Regions from separate parts of the Homo sapiens genome. Here region 1 is linked to region 2. A link is a loop called in an ENCODE intact Hi-C map of the cell type or tissue named here. Cell type or tissue: HCT116. All regions are shown on one strand.

Region 1 (5,000 bases), 85 kb after region 2:
TTTGTGCAGTAACTTTTCCTTTGGTCAAGTCTCTGCCTTTTTTGGTAATTATTCACATAATAGTGTTTATGACTTTTTTTTTGTAATTCTTCTTGACTCTTCTTTATTTAAGTTTACTTTTGGACAGGAATCATAGTGTGTTGGTAAGCATTCAGAAAATACTTATGGAATGAGTAATTTTAAAGTAATATTATCTGATTTTTTTATAAGGCAGTTTCCCAAAAGTACAAAATATGAAATGCAAAATAAAAATAATGTTAAAGCTTCATGTAAAGCCAATAGAAATGTACGTTTGTTAGGTCCTTAAAAGTGGACCTCACGGATGGTATCTTACAGCAACATGCTAACAGCATGCTCCATCAATAGGTCTATCAAACTATGTGCAGCAGCCTAACAAATTGTAAAATATTGATTGAAATGATAGCATGTCTTTTTAAGCTTCACCAGGAAAAGATAGTAAAATTAGAGAATCTTTATTCAGATAACAGAAGATAGCATTTCAATGCATTGTATTAATAATAGAAATATAACAAAATGGAGTAAGAGGATGGGGAGAAATATCGAGAGGACTATTTTTGCTGCAGAATTTGCTTCAACATGCTAACTCCAATTGCGTCATGTTATACAACTGGAATCTACATCAGAGCTTCAAAACTTCAATTCAAAAACTCACTTCACGATATAAAAACAAGCTTTTGGCAATGCTTTTTATTCAACATGGCCCCTTACTTGCATAGACAGTTTAATCATTACAGGCATTACCCGACATCCCCCTTTTAAAATCATTTCTCCATCCAATCCTTTAACTCCCAGTGCTTCCTAAATTTCTCACCTCCACTTTCATACTCACTTTTATACTCAGTTGCTACTTTTCTGTAGCTCTTTGTCTTTTATATTAGAAACTATCTAGGCTGGGTGTGGTGGCTCAAGCCTGTAATCCTAGCACTTTGAGAGGCTGAGGTGGGCAGATCACCGGAGGTCAGGAGTTCGAGACCAGCCTAGCCAACATGGTGAAACCCCATCTCTACTAAAAATACAAAAATTACCCAGGTGTGGTGATGCGCCCCTGTAATCCCAGCTATTCAGGAGGCTGAGGCAGGAGAATTGCTTGAGTCCGGGAGGCAGAGGTTGCAGTGCGTGGAAATCACACCACTGCACTCCAGCCTGGGTGACAGAGTGAGACTCTGTCTCAAAACAAACAAACAAACAAACAAAAAACTATCCAGATTTATCCCATCCAGCAAAAACTCAATTTATCCTATCTTGCCACAATAGTCCTCCCTAATAGATTTCTCCTGCCTCCATCATCTTCCCTTTCATCTTCTATCCCTTACTTTAATTCTCTACATCGAGTTGGACCTTGGCTTCAGAGGCATATTAAATGCTTCTCTTTATAGAAAATTACCTTCCCTCATGCATCACCTCAAAAATCTAAGCCAAGTTACCTAATTTTAAAAGGAAATGATTGTTCATTATTAGTAATATACTTTAACAATAATTACGATATAAACAGAAATTGTGTGCATTAAATATTATGGTTTTTGATTTTCAAATTTCATTGTAAATATAGCAGGGGAGATGTTACCTATTCTGAAAACACATTTTTACAATGAAGACAACTAAAGCGTAGCCGCTCAGTACTTTTACAAAATTTCAGATAAACATCAGAATTTAGAAATTGCTACTTTAATATTATCTAAGTCTCATTTTACCTACTAGTAATGCTACTCCAGAATTTTTTTAGGATTGTAAAAATCTATCGTCATTTCATCATTTCCCTGCCCATTGCTTCCACATTTATCCTATAATCTCGCCGTCTGTTTCACTGACATGGCAGACCCAGAGGGCAGGGAGCATATCTTATCTGTGAAATGCTGTATGTAAGTGTGGATTCTCTGTCAGCATTTAAAAAAAATAATAGAACTTCAAATAGGATTGATTTAAGCCTCCCTAGTCAGCAGTTAGTCTTGGTGACATGAATCACTCTTTCAAATGGTAATTTACACCTGTTACCTGCATCCACAGGTTGGAAAATGCTTACACCTTAATTAATTGCACCCTTGTGATGTGGGAGATTGTATCCTCAACTCTGAGACAGGGAGATTAGGGAATAGAGAATCAACAGCTTTTCTAATATTTCAAAGAAGAGTTTTGCAGAAGAAAATTAGAATTCAGGTCACTTTTCATTGAATGATCGATGAGGTTCTTTAGGAATCTGTGCTCTCATGGGAGAAACATGGAGATGGCATCTCTTCCAGTAAGATATGTACTTGTCCTTAGCTTATGCGGTAGCATCAATTCAATATGACCTCAGCAAGCATCTATGTTTTTTTTCCTTTTTTCCCTTTTTTTTTTTTTTTTTTTTTTTTGAGACGGAGTCTCACTCTGTTGCCCAGGCTGGAGTGCAGTGGCACAACCTCGGCTCACTGCAACCTCTGCTTACCGGGTTCAAGCGATTCTCGTGCCTCAGCCTCCTGAGTAGCTAGGATTATGGGCGTGTGCCACCACGCCCGGCTAATTTTTGTATTTTTAGTAGAGACGAGGTTTCACCACGTTGGCCAGGCTGGCCTCAAATTCCTGACCTCAAGTGATTCACTCGCCTCAGCCTCCCAAAGTGCTGGGATCACAGGCTTGAGCCACAGCGTCGGCCACATCTATGTTTCTTAATAACACTTTTGCTCTCTGCTTCTGTAGTGGCTGATATCATCCTCAGAACCAAAGAGCAGGTTGCATGCAAATTACTTTTAGGCGAGCATGACATTAGAATATAATTCCCCAAATGGTAGTGCCACCATGTAATTAAGCTACAACTGATGACAAGTATCTGACATCAGATAATCATTTAATAGAGGAAAATGGGAGGCAGTTCATTATTTTAAAACATGTTTTCTTTAAAGTTCCTTGAGGATGTGGAAGGATTTTCTTGGCTTTCAAATGATTTCAAAATGTTTGTGTGTAATTATTTTTTGGCAGGTTTTAGAAATATATTTATGGTAGCGATAAGGGTTTCCTTGGCTGACATCACTAAATGTTCATAAGACCTGTAAGTGGACTTTCACCTTTGATTTTTTCCCTACCAGAGCACATGTTGTCTGGGTTAATATGCTTTTTGTTCCTTAAACTTGAACAAAATCTTAGGAAGTGCTAAGATAGAAACTTTATAAGGTATTATAAATGTGTTTTACACAAAATGTGAAGGGTTTATTGTTATAATAGCTTAATCTGTACTTTGCTAAGTCTCATTTGGTCTTTTTCACTGAACATAGAAACTGAGAAATTGTAGTTCTTTTTTTGTATTTTTGAGATGGAGTTTCACTCTGTCACCCAGGTTGGAGTGCAGTGGTGCAATCTCAGCTCACTGCAACCTCTGCTTCCTAGGTTCAAGCTATTTTCCTGCCTCAGCCTCCTCAGTAGCGGGGATTACAGGTGTGCACCACCACACCCGGCTAATTTCTGTATTTTTAGTAGAGACAGAGTTTCACCATGTTGGCCAGGCTGGTCTCAAACTCCTGACCTCAAGTTTTCTGCCCAAAACTCGGCCTCCCACAGTGCTGGGATTATAAGTGCAAGCCACTGTGTCCAGCCTGTAGTTCTTGAAGTATAAAGATAATGGAAGATCCTATCCCCAAAAGACTCTGAAACTAACATTTTTACATACATGTGAGGTCAACTTGGCAAATTACAAAGAGAAAATTGAATTAGAGAGTGAACTATATAATGTTCATTCTTTCATCGAAAATGTTTGATTATTTATTGTGTGCAAAACACTATACTGCACTAATAGCATACTCTGTTGTGCTTGTAACTCTAAAGTCAGTACGACTTTGAAAATTCCATACCTGTATTAGTTCATTTTCACGTAGCTAATAAAGACATACTGGAGACTGGGCAATTTACTAAAGAAAGAGTTTTAATGGATTCACAGTTCCACATGTCTGGGGAGGCCTCACAATTATGGTGAAAAGTGAAAGGCATGTCTCTCATGGTGGCAGACCAGAGAAGAGAACTTGTGCTGGGAAACTCCCCTTTATAAAACCATCACATCTCATGAGACTTATTCACTGTCACAAGAATAGTGTGGGAAAGATCCACCCCCCTGATTCAATTACCTCCCACCGCGTCCCTCCCATAGCACATGGGAATTGTGGGAGCTACAATTCAAGATGAGATTTGGGTGGGAACATAGCCAAACCATATCAATACCTTACTACCATCTTTACCTCTCCAACATCATCTCCTGCGTTTTGAGTTAATGTTATTTAATTGTCTCATGTTATTTTCTGCATTTCTCTAACCCCATCTCTGCCTTGTTCTCTATCCTTGAAAACTCTTGCCTGATCTCCCTGAAATTCAGTTTGTTCATCTGTATGTTGGGAATAACAATGTAACCTAAAAATTGTGAATTAAATTAAATAAATTCATGAAATATTTTGCTTAATTATTAGCATATACTAGTTAAGCAGCGATTACTTGCTAATATTGCCATTATTGATATTCAGAGTTCAGCTTAGATATCAGGAGCTCTCCTGGAAGGGGATCTCCCTGGTCCCACTACACTGTGTTCATACTTCTATTTGCAAGTCTAGCCATGTTCTATGTTACTGGGAACCTAATAATTGATGAGTGCCTTGAGAATATGGGCCATGTGTTATTTCTTCCTGTATCTTCAATGATTAAAATATTCAAAAGTCTCAAGTGTTGGAAGAAATGCTCTAGAATATAGACACATGGCTGATAGTAGTTGGGAATATTTTACCTTCTCCCACTGAAAGCAATCATTCTTTCATATCCATTGCTCTCTTTTCTAAAAGAAATGCTGGTGAGTGTACTCTAGAGACATTTAGCCAGTTCTCACTTCTCCCACCCCTTCTCTGCTGTGAGGCCAGCATTTGTGGTGTGGACTTTGCTTTAAATGCTGGAAACCTAGAGGAACTATAATATCATAATAGTATGGTGAAAGAAGGAGGCAGCAGTTCAAGTAGACAGGTCTATGTGACAAG
Region 2 (5,000 bases):
GCCAAAGGAAGAATTTTCTATACATAAAAGTCTTAGCATATTAGCAACTCATATGCAAAAAAAAAAAAAAGCTATATTTCATGCTAGATGCAAGATCTGGCCACAAATTAAGAGCATGTGGATTCTCCTCCTTTTTGGTTTTTGGCTTATGAGATTCCCACATTTGCTTCTTCCAAAGACAAAATTCTGATCCCAAAATAATCACTGAGGAATATTTAAATGTACAAAAAATTAGGTTTAATTTTTTCAACTTTATTTTACTGAAATGCAGAGGTTTTAACTTTGAAGGGGAATTCAAACTTTAAAATATTACATGCAATATCAATTAATGTTTTAAGTTAAATACAAAATTATAGAAATTTATAGAATCCCAAGCAATGGTGCAAAAAGTATATGCTCAATAATATCAGTTTAAAATTAAGTTTGCTACTTTGAGTTGTTTCTTTTACATCAGAGGGCCTAGATGCTACATATGCCTTCAGAATTCTTTGATGTTAATCTCTTATGACAACCAATTAGTTTCCAAATTTCTCAACTCAAGGGCTGACTAATACTATTGCCTAAGCCTTAGGTGGGTCATGTTATTTTAACTAGATACGATGGCTAATCATAAGGAGTGTGTCAAAGACCAGAGGAGTTGAAAACTGGGAAATTTGGAGACACCCTGTCTAAACAGGATTAAGGCTAAACGAAAAGAATTATTGTTTTCCAAACCCTAATGATCCTTGTGATAGCTGCTTTCCCAAACATTGGGATTAAAGGTTAGATTCACATTTAGAAACAAGAATGCAAACACGTATTCATGAATAGCCCTGTCTTTAGAGAAAAATTCATCAATGTCCTAGCCCTTGTGTATCTAATACACTAAGAAACATATTTGTGTATGAAGTCACACACAGGAAAATTAATTCTCTCCTATATTTCATTTTTTTACATTACTTTTCTTCATAAAATACACATCTATTTTTGCAAGTTTATCTTCACTGTGTATAAAAGCTTTTCTAAAGAAACAGTTTAAGAGAAACATTTTTTATATATGATTTGCATTTAAATATAAACATACAAAGTTAAATATTTCTTTTAAAATAAATTCTAAGAGAAAAAAATTGTACCAGTGTTTGTTTTGCAGTGGTAGTATTGCAGAGGTTATTAAAACAACTAATCTTTATTAAAATTCAAATAATTTACTGCCATCAACTGTTTGGTATACAATTTAATTTATTTTTATAAAATTCTGTGCATTTATACTTTTTGAAAGTATACATAGTCCAGATTAAACCATGTCCACAAAAATATAATTAAAACATGAACATTTTAAAAACTTTTATTAGTTTGACCTCCTCCAGTATATAGGGATTCTGTTAAATTAATTTTTTTTATTAAGTTAATAAGTTGAAGTTGTTTTCATGTCAAAATTACATGTCCTTAGGAGGACATGAAAAGGAAGGTGCATTGTGAGACAGTTATATAACAGCTAGGTAGAGACAGAATGAGATGATAATCCTACTGTATGTTAGAAAGAAAATACATATCTATTTGGTATTAGAGTCATCTTATAGTTTTTTTCTGTTGTAAAAAAAAGTTATGCCCATATGTGAAGGTCCTGCCTAGTTAAAAAATGAGGATAAAATGGTGGCTCATTTTGTAGCAGCCAACTGGGTCCCTGGATTTGGAGAATCATAGTTGAAAGACTGTTCAAATTAACACATTTCAAAATACTAATTTGTTTAGATTGTCTTTGAAATTTATATAGATTCTTTTTTTAAAGAAAGCAAACAAACTCAGGGTTTTTGGAAATTGTTTTATTGGCGAGGTCTATGGATGGACACCATTGTATAGGGGCTGCTGATTTTCCCTTTACATATTTCCCCATCTCCCTTCCCCAGGTGTTGCTGCCATCACTACCTTTCCCTTCCTCCCCTTTCCTCATGGCAAGACGCATGGAAGAAGAGTGCTGTTAAGGCCTCTCCATTAATCAACAGGTATGGTGGTTCTCATGAAACAGTGTAGCTGCCCCTCTTCTGCATTCTCCATTAATAGTCTGTCTCTTACATTTACAAGGTGCATTCATTCACTACACAGAGCCTTCTATATGGAAGAATTGTTCAACTTGAGTTTATATGTTTCACCGTGTTATGTATTACCTAAATCCCTATACAGTGGTAGATTTTTCTCAATGTATAGAGTTTAGAAGAATTAATGATATTATTCTCAGGGAAAGTTGCTATGCAGTTTCCTCAACAAAATATGTATAAAATAAATGGAACTTGTATGTATGAATATGCCACTTTCAACATTCTACAAACAATCGTTATATAACACATCTTTGAAAGTATAAAACAGGAATATTTCTGTGAATTTTATTTCAAAATTTAATAGCATTTGCATCTTCAAAAGCATTGCACAAAATTTTATGCACATAATTATAATACTCATCTGGTTATAGAAAATTAGGTATAAGCTAGTTTAATAAATCTAAATACCCTACAAAGCTATGCCATTCAGATGTGAAAGCTGAATGCATGCTAATTACTTTCTGCAACTTTCTTTCGTCAACTCAGCTGGTGGCATTTGAGGGAGACAGAGGGGACTAGGGACTGTTTGTTCAGTCCAAGATATCCTTCATTCAGGGTGCTATATTTTGAAAGGAGCTAGGCCCTCAGGGCTCAAACTCCAGCAGAGTCATAACCTATAAAACATGAACACTCAGTCATCACCAGGAAGCACCCGCCTTCTTGACTTCTTTTTTCACTAGTGAAACGAGTCCTCCCAGCTCCTGCAGGGGCTTGTTTTGATGTATCAGGCTTTGCTTATAGTCTTGTGACTCTCTCAGGTTCTTTGAGACACATGACTAAAATGCTACCTTTGGGCTAGGAAGATTCCTGGCAGATGACTTAGAAAAATAGTGTGTCTATGGGTGTGTATGTGTATAGCAGCATTATTTGTAGTATTCTTTAAAACGGTAGCAGAATTAAGACTTGTCTGTGTACATAAACAAAGCAAACCATTTCAATTTACATACATTTTCACCGAACATTAAAAGATCATATTCCATTTTTCTACTGTATTTGAATGCATTGGAATACGGGAGAAATTGAAAAGGGAATGGATGTTAGTCTGGACCATTAATCTTCATTTAGAAATGTATGGCTTTCTATTAGATAAAGCTCTGATCATTGAGTATCTTTCATGATCTCACTTCTACCCATATTCCTTGCCTTTATATTTTGTTTTAACCTTGAGCACACACTGCACTCTGTGCTCTGCATCTTTCCCAGAGGGTGCAATCTTTCATGTCCACAGGTCTTCGCACGGTTAGGTCCCTCCGTCTGGAAGGCACTTTACTCATGGCTGTTTGGAAAATTCACATACAAAAAATAATAACAGCAACCATGTACTGAGGATTTATTTTGTATGGGCACAATGTTAATGAGTTTCACTTCCATTTTCTTGATTCATCCACACAAAGAAACAATGAGTTAGAAATTATTATTCATTTTATGTAATAGGTAAGAAAACTGAGAGGTGGCGAAGTTGAGAGGGGACAAGATCACTCAGGATTGACTCAAGTGGGACATGCCTTATACAGCTTCTCCTCATTTCTCCCCAGGAAAGCAGTACTCTCGTTCATGCTCACCTCTTGAGTTACTAGAGGGCAATGATTCCACCTTATGTTTTATGAGCTCTTCAATGTCCACAGTATTTGTTACTCACTAAATGTTGATTAAATGAATGAATGTTCACAAAACAGCCTTTTGTCTTCTTCTCCTGAACATGGGCCCTTCCCTTCACCCATACTTCTCTCTATTCTGTTTTTATTCCCTACTTAGCTTGTTGCTCTTGGCCATTATTAGCTTCATAGACTACTCAATATATTTTCTATAAGAAATAATTTATTACTTTTCCTAAAATAATTTAGGACCTGTAACTACAAACTGAATCAATATAAAATAATTTCATCCCCAGAAAAGGAAATTGGTAATTCAAATCCTGTAACATTTATCAAATCTAATGGCAGGAAAGGAAGCACAGAAACACTTGTAACTCACACAGAAAGAAGAAAATTTAACCAAATTTTTTTAAAGATTTGAGGAAAGGAAATTATGAAAATTATACATGGGATTATAGGAAAATAAAGAGGCTATGCTTGAATAGGAAAACAGTTGTATCAATTTACCACTAAAGGAAAACAGTGGATAAGTAAAAAGACAGATAGGAAAAGAGGCCAAATTAAGGAGAAAAAAAAAATCTTTGAGAAAAAAGAAGCAAAATAATTTTGGAAAGGTGAATTAGGAGTAACAAAATGAAGGAAACATGTCATTAAAAACCACAGACACTGAAAGGATGTTAAAAGAATATGAATTAAATTGGGAGGGAAAAAATCAATGCAGGTAGAGAAAAAGAAGTTTATTTAAGAGTTTGTGTTTCCTTATTCTTAGAAAAGCCTTTGAGGTAAAATGACTGAGAAGAAAAAGGGTAATTTAAGATGCATTGATTTGTGTACACTGTATGTTTTTAGGACTTTTTCTGTGACAACAGTTTTTTTGAGAGCAAGATACGGGCTTATGCATTAATTTGGAGCTATGCATTTAGAACTAAAATAGTTGTGCCTAGAGAATACGGTTGAGACAGGGCTTGCTGGGAAATTAGGATTCAAGTCCAAATATCCCTCTCCACCACATTCTCTACCAAGATACTCATAACACTAATTAATCTGTTAGTTTTACACATAAAAGTATCACCTTATATCTGTTTTTCTTTATGTAGAGTGCCTGAAGCGTAGAATAAATATTTGCTGAATTAGTCATGAAATTTTAAGAGTGGATAGAGATTAATGGTTAACAAATCCCGTCTTAGATTGTGCATGCACCCCTTAACACCATTTATAAGACTTGCTTATCTCCACTTGAATAATTCCAGGGACACAAAGTCTAGAGGTTGCTCCTATTTTGGGACATCTTTAACTTTCCAGCTTTTTCTAGCTTCCTGTAACTTGAATC

What was found. Hi-C counts contacts between places; a loop is a spot of excess contacts. Peaks named below come from ENCODE experiments on the same cell type or tissue, not always from the same donor. Only the 100,000 strongest peaks of a DNase experiment are listed, where the experiment ranks them.
Region 1: it touches region 2 in a loop (2.7-fold over the local background); 3 of 110 quality-filtered maps call a loop at or near these places.

What each region holds. Positions count from the first base shown.
Region 1 is chr4:31,032,903-31,037,902 of GRCh38, forward strand. The region is part of intron 2 of PCDH7 (protocadherin 7); the gene reads left to right. Among named protein-coding and RNA genes, the nearest start is that of LINC02497, 140 kb to the right of the region's middle. In HCT116, no CTCF peak of the experiment used is centred here; DNase peaks (open chromatin) are centred at 2,259 and 2,619; H3K4me3 peaks cover 841 bases; H3K27ac peaks cover 5,000 bases.
Region 2 is chr4:30,948,234-30,953,233 of GRCh38, forward strand. The region is part of intron 2 of PCDH7 (protocadherin 7); the gene reads left to right. Among named protein-coding and RNA genes, the nearest start is that of LINC02497, 220 kb to the right of the region's middle. In HCT116, no CTCF peak of the experiment used is centred here; DNase peaks (open chromatin) are centred at 578, 2,758 and 4,798; H3K27ac peaks cover 5,000 bases.